Regions from separate parts of the Homo sapiens genome. Here region 1 is linked to region 2. A link is a loop called in an ENCODE intact Hi-C map of the cell type or tissue named here. Cell type or tissue: heart right ventricle. All regions are shown on one strand. Each heading gives the region's core, and the rest is flanking DNA. Links, peaks and the distances in the headings are about the cores only. Region 1 has its middle 24 kb from the start of SMCO4. Region 2 has its middle 9.3 kb from the start of CEP295.

Evidence for each region. Peaks named below come from ENCODE experiments on the same cell type or tissue, not always from the same donor. Only the 100,000 strongest peaks of a DNase experiment are listed, where the experiment ranks them.
Region 1: a loop joins it to region 2, with 2.1 times the contacts of the local background. A loop is called at or near these places in 3 of 110 quality-filtered maps.

The regions. Positions count from the first base shown.
Region 1 is chr11:93,565,842-93,568,761 of GRCh38, reverse strand. No RefSeq gene overlaps it. Among named protein-coding and RNA genes, the nearest start is that of SMCO4, 24 kb to the right of the region's middle. In heart right ventricle, for the core only: no CTCF peak of the experiment used is centred there; a DNase peak (open chromatin) is centred at 1,101; H3K27ac peaks cover 1,260 bases.
Region 2 is chr11:93,650,944-93,653,863 of GRCh38, reverse strand. No RefSeq gene overlaps it. Among named protein-coding and RNA genes, the nearest start is that of CEP295, 9.3 kb to the left of the region's middle. In heart right ventricle, for the core only: CTCF peaks have their summits at 1,404 and 1,606 (motif pointing right); no DNase peak of the experiment used is centred there; H3K27me3 peaks cover 1,215 bases.

The sequences.
Region 1 (2,920 bases), core at 111-2,610, 85 kb after region 2:
TATATATAGGATAGCTCTCTATATATCCTGGAGAATCCTAAATAGTACAATCATCGTAAGTTAAAATACTTAAATTTTCTATTAGAAAGTTTGATAAATGAATGAATGAAATGCCTGTTATATTTGTACTCAGTAGAGCTAAAGAATGAAAAGAGGTAACGATATATATAACTGATCAGAAGTTTTGGGAATAACAATGTTACTGGCAAATACTCAAAACCAAATACAAGTGTTCACTGAGAGCTTCCTGTATTTCAGGTGCTCCTCTTAGTATTTTACATGAATAATTTTATTTGTGCTTCATGAAAACTCCATTTATCCCATTTTTACAGATGAGGCAACTGAGGCACAGAGAGGTTATATAACTTACTCTAGGTTACCTATTAGTAAGTGTTGTGGCTGTGATTCCAACCCAGGCAATCAGACTTTATCACTTGGACTTCAATACCATGATATTCTGTCTCCTTATAGTAAAGATAAAATATACAATAAATTCTAATTTAAATGAATATGTTATGTAAATAGAAAGAAGAAACAATGGACAATTGACAGGAAGGGCAACGGGTTGCATCATTGAACTAGATTTGGGGCAACCTTAGAAAGGAGTCCCATAATCATATTCATTTTTATGTAAAAATGTCATGCTCTAGAAATGTGTCAGCATTTGAGTGCAGTTGAAGAATTTGATGTGTCAAGGGTTGAGCACCTTGGCACATCACCTTTACTTTCTGCTGGGCTTCTCTTGTTTGGTTTTCTGAAGTGCAACATACTTTTGTTAGTTTGGAAAGGGTGGGTGAGGGATGGGACTGAGGGGAAGAATGATGGTTTGGCTCTGAGCCTTGTTTTCAGCATTTTGAATTCATGGTATTGCAAAGACAGCAAGGGAAAACTACTGGGTGGGCACCATATTCCAGCTGGAGTAGGGGTGACAGGCCAGACAGGCAGCGTTAGCTTGCTTGACACTACTTGGGTGGAGCCTAGGCTAATGAATCACTCACTCCGTAAAGCAGCCACTGCTTCCTTGCTGTGCACCAGCTCCATGGTGCAGGCCAAAATCCAGCTCTGGCAATGAGCCTGTGCAGAATATAGTAAAACAAGAGGTCACATTTTCCCAGAGCTTCGCTGCCAAAACGTGGCAAGTGCCCAGCTGAAATTGGCAGTAGTGGACACCCAAACCTCCCTCCAGCCAAAAGCAGAGAAGCTGGCTTCTTGGAGATGGTTCAGCCACAGCCATGCCCTGGGTCATTCCCAAGCCAACACTTCACAGCAGGGCCCCAGGAGGACCCGCCAAGGTCCTGGTGTCACAGCAGGGGCTGCCAATGTGAGTTGCTCTTTTGACGACCGGAGACCTCCCAGCTGGGTTGAGGCTAAGCCTCCGAGATTCACAGGATGCCAAATCACACAGGCCTTCCGTCTTCTCATTATTAATCTTGTTTCTTATTAACCCAAACAAATATTCTGGCCTTGGCTCCAGTGTTATTCAGGACAAAAATGATATCCTTTTTGGGATTCAAATTGATAGCATTTTCTTTGTTTCAGGTGCTGTCCCTAAGCTCTTTTTCTGAATTATCTGTCTCTCACAAGCACCCTTTGCAGGAAAAGACATGAAAGTGAAGAGAGATGAAGTAACTCACCGAAGAGCACACAGTGAGCACACACATTGAGAGTCCAGGTTAACTCCAAAGTCTAAGAGCTTTCACCACATATTGGTATCTCTGTCTTGTGACGGTTGTGAAAAGAATTATTATTTAAGTATTCATGTCTCTATTTTCTTCCCAAATGGTTTCTATTAGGTTGGTGCAGAAGTAATGGTTTTGCCATTACTTTCAGTGGCAAAACCCACAATTACTTCAATAGTTTCTTGAGGGAAAGGACCTGGCTCTAAAATAAATTAATGCCAACCTGGCTCTAAAATAAATAAATCAATAAATAGAGTCACCCAGGCGGGAATGCAGTGGTGTGGGACCATTTCCACTGCAGTGTTTCCATAGTATTCATTCATGCATTTGGGAAATATTTATTGAGCACTTATTATGTGCCAGGGATTATGCCAAGCATTTGCCAATAAAAAGGCAAAAAGTCACTGGGCCCGCTCTTTGGGAGCTAATAATCCTATGCAGGGTAATACCCAGGGAAGTCAATGAGTTATTACAAAATAACAAGGTTGACCCCACATAGGGTATGCAATTCTAGCAGTTCTTACCAGCTATTTATAGACTATTCACATATTTTATGTATTTATCTTGTATTTTATTCTAAATGCAATTAACAAGAGTATTCTCATAAAAATAGTTAAATTAATCCAATGGTGGTGTGGCATAATAAGAAATATGTATTTGGTCTTTGCCCAGGGTTTCTGACACACAGCTCCCATATCCCTTGGAACCTCTGGAGTGATAGGAACATCTCTTGTTCTAATGAGATAACTCTTGGTAGGCTCTTGGATGGGGGTAGTCACCAGAAAGACCAAACCTTGATAAGCAGCCTGAAATTTTCAGCCCCAAACCCTAACCTCTGGGAAGGGGGAGAGAGGTTCCCTATATGATGAAACCTCCATAAAAACTCCTAAACTTTGGGATTTGGAGAGCTTCCACGTTGGTGAGCATGTTGAGGTGCTGGGAGGGTCGTGCTTCTAGAGAGAGTATGGAAACTCTACCTGCTACCCTTCCTTTTTTGCTCCTCTGCATCTCCCATTTGGCTGCTTCTGAGTTGTATCCTTTATAATAAACTGATAAATGTAAGTAAGATGCCTTCCTGAGTTCTGTGAGCCATCCTAGCAAATTATCAAACCTTAGGAGGGGTCATGGGAACTCCTGATTTATAGCCAGTCAGTCAGAAGTACAGGTGCCGTGGGACCTGTGACTGGTGTCTGCAGTGCGAGTAGTACTGTGAGACTGAGCCTTTACCTTGTGGGATCTGA
Region 2 (2,920 bases), core at 319-2,818:
CTTTTACTTGACTTGTTCCTATTGAGTGGCACCTGATGACCCAATTCTGAAGTCAGATCTGTTGCATATGGTCTTATCACCATTTCAGTCATGCACCACCCATTACAGAATCACCTTTTCTGGAGCTCCCGGAGGCCCCTCCAGCATGTTCCATCTCCCTCACACCATGTCTGTGGGTTCCACATTTGGGCTCATGTTGACCTTTCTCCGTTAGATAAAGCCCTTATCCTACTTCTTTGAAATCTCATCTCCAGTAATACTTAGCAAGTTTCAAGCTTCTATTCTGCCCCTGCCTTTTCCCCCACTTTCTTTTTCTCTACCCTCCCATCTTTGCTCCTAAGACTTCACTATTGGGATTTCACTTTTGGGATTTTCCCCAAGCTCTCTGATAGGGATCTATGCATCCTGCACATTCTCTCCTCAGCTTTATTAAAGAGCTAAGGGCTTCACAATCTAATGTCATCAAGCCGCCAGGCCCAGGTCAGAAGAGGTGTGTACCTTTTCAGTAAATGTCCCTCTTTCACCTTCAACCCTAGTCACGGCACGCCAATCTCAGGAAGACCTAAATAACAAACAAAACCATACACATTTCACTGAGAGCAGAATTACCACCATCATGCCCATTCTACAGATGACAAAATTCACGCTCAGAAAGGCTAAATAGCTTGCCTGTTATTACTCATCTTGTCAACCACAAGAGGAGCACTCAATCCCTGGTCTTTTGACTCAAAATCTAAGGGTCTTTTTGCCAGCACAAATGCATACTAACATGTTAAAAAGAGTCACCTTTTGGGCTAGGAAATTTTGCATTCCTTTCCTTCAAGAACGGTAGGTTCCAGGCCAGGCATAGTGGCTCACATCTGTAATCCCAGCACTTTGGGAAGCCAAGGCAGGCAGATCACTTGAGCTCAGGAGTTTGAGACCCGCCTGGGCAACATAGTGAAACCTTATCTCTACTAACAATAAAAAAAAAATTAGCTGGGTGTGGTGGCATGTGCCTGTGGTCCCAATTACTCAAGAGGCTGAGACGGGAGGATCACTGGAGCCCAGGAGATAGATGCTGAAGTGAGCCATGATCACGCCACTGCACGGCAACTTTTTGAGACCCTGTCTCAAAAAAAAAAAAAAAAAAAGCTATGTTCTAGTTTTATGACATCCATCTCTGTTCTAAGGTATGACTCCTAGATAAACATTTATGATTTTTGAGGGAGCAGGGAAAGCATTTTTGGCACCTGTGCCTTCTGCTCCTCACCCCTGAGATAGCCACAGGCCCCCTTGATGACTCACCTTTATGGCTAGCCTCTCATGGCCTCTCCTGACCCTCATCTACTCTGCATCTCGTCCTTCAGGCTAGCTAGTTCAGGCTGAAGGATTCAGTTAGACTACTCTTCCTAGGCGCATGTTTGCATTTTAAGAAAGACATTCAAAGCCTTAACATAAGGAAGCAAGCAATGGGCCAGTTTAGGCACTGTCCTGCCTTTACATGGTAGTGACAAGGCCGGTAGTAGGAGATGCGGCAAATATCTCAAATGAATCCTTTATGGGTATTTTCTTGCAATTCCAGTTGGAAAAAAAGTGACAGAAATTATAATGTCTGCCACTAGGGGGCGGATTAGCCAAATTTTGGAATATTTGTGGGCGAGTGAGAAGACTCAGAAATTTTTTCTTTTCCTATTCTCACAAATTCCCCTGCATCAGACAAGAGGAGAACAGCATCACCAGAAATAGGAAAAAGCAAAGGCAGCAGCATTGCTACTGGCAAGAGCAGGGTCCCCCATTGTCATCCTCTCGAAATGTGTTAGTGCACGAGGGTAGCACACCCAGGTAACAACAGCCTGGTATTCAGTACCTGTTACGTGCCAGGCACTGTGCTAGGCACTTTACCTACATTGTCTTCCTTGACCCACACAGCAATCTTCTGAGGCAGATTTTTCAAATCATTATTTTACGGGTGAAGGAATAGGCTTGTGAAGGTTAAATACATTGCTCGAAAGCAAGCAGCTAATACGTGGCAGAGTTGGGATTTGTATTGCTGTTTGTGGGGAGTGGTAGATAGGTTAAGGAGGAAGTCTTGAAAGGACTTGATATTAAGTCACCATTCAAAGCCTCTAACAGAGCTTCAGCGAGAGGCACTGCCTGCCTTAGGCAGTGGCTCTAAGGAGAGAAAAGAGTTTTAAGCATATTATATGTGTCTATTGTAAAAAATAATATGGAATATCATAAAGAAGAAAGCAGAAACTATCTTCGAATCTTATGTAGATAAAGCACTTTTAATCATTTTTAGTCAGGACTTGACTATGCTGGTTTTTGTTTTGTTTCGTTTTGCTTTTTATTGTGCATGCATTACCATGTAAATAAATATAGAATCTTCACTAACAGTTTTAATGATTATGTTTTGTTGTTTTGTACTTAAACCCCTTAAATTGCTTACCCAGTACCTGCTGATAAACTTTTTATTAATTTTCAGGTTTTTTACCACTATAAACAATTGTGTAATAAATTCTTTGTGTTTGCTTCTTTCCAAGGTATCTTCTCTTTTATTTATTAGATCTCATCCTATCTCCCTTAATCAAACAGTTGTCCCTGTTTTTCCTTTGCCATTTTTCCTCTCTGTGCTATACTGTTTCTTTAGCAAACAGATATGAGATAATAACGCCCATCTCGTTAAAAAAAATCTTCTTTGGGCCGGGCATAGTAGCTCACACCTGTAATCCCAACACTTTGGGAGGCTGAGGCGAGCAGATCATTTGAGGCCAGGAGTTTGAGACCAGCCTGGCCAACATGGTGAAATCCCATCCCTACTAAAAAAAACACAAAAATTAGCTGTGTGGTTGTGCATGCCTGTAATTCCAGCTACCTGGGAGGCTGAGGCAGGAGAATTGCTTGACCCCAGGAGGCAGAGATTGCAGTGAGCCGAGAC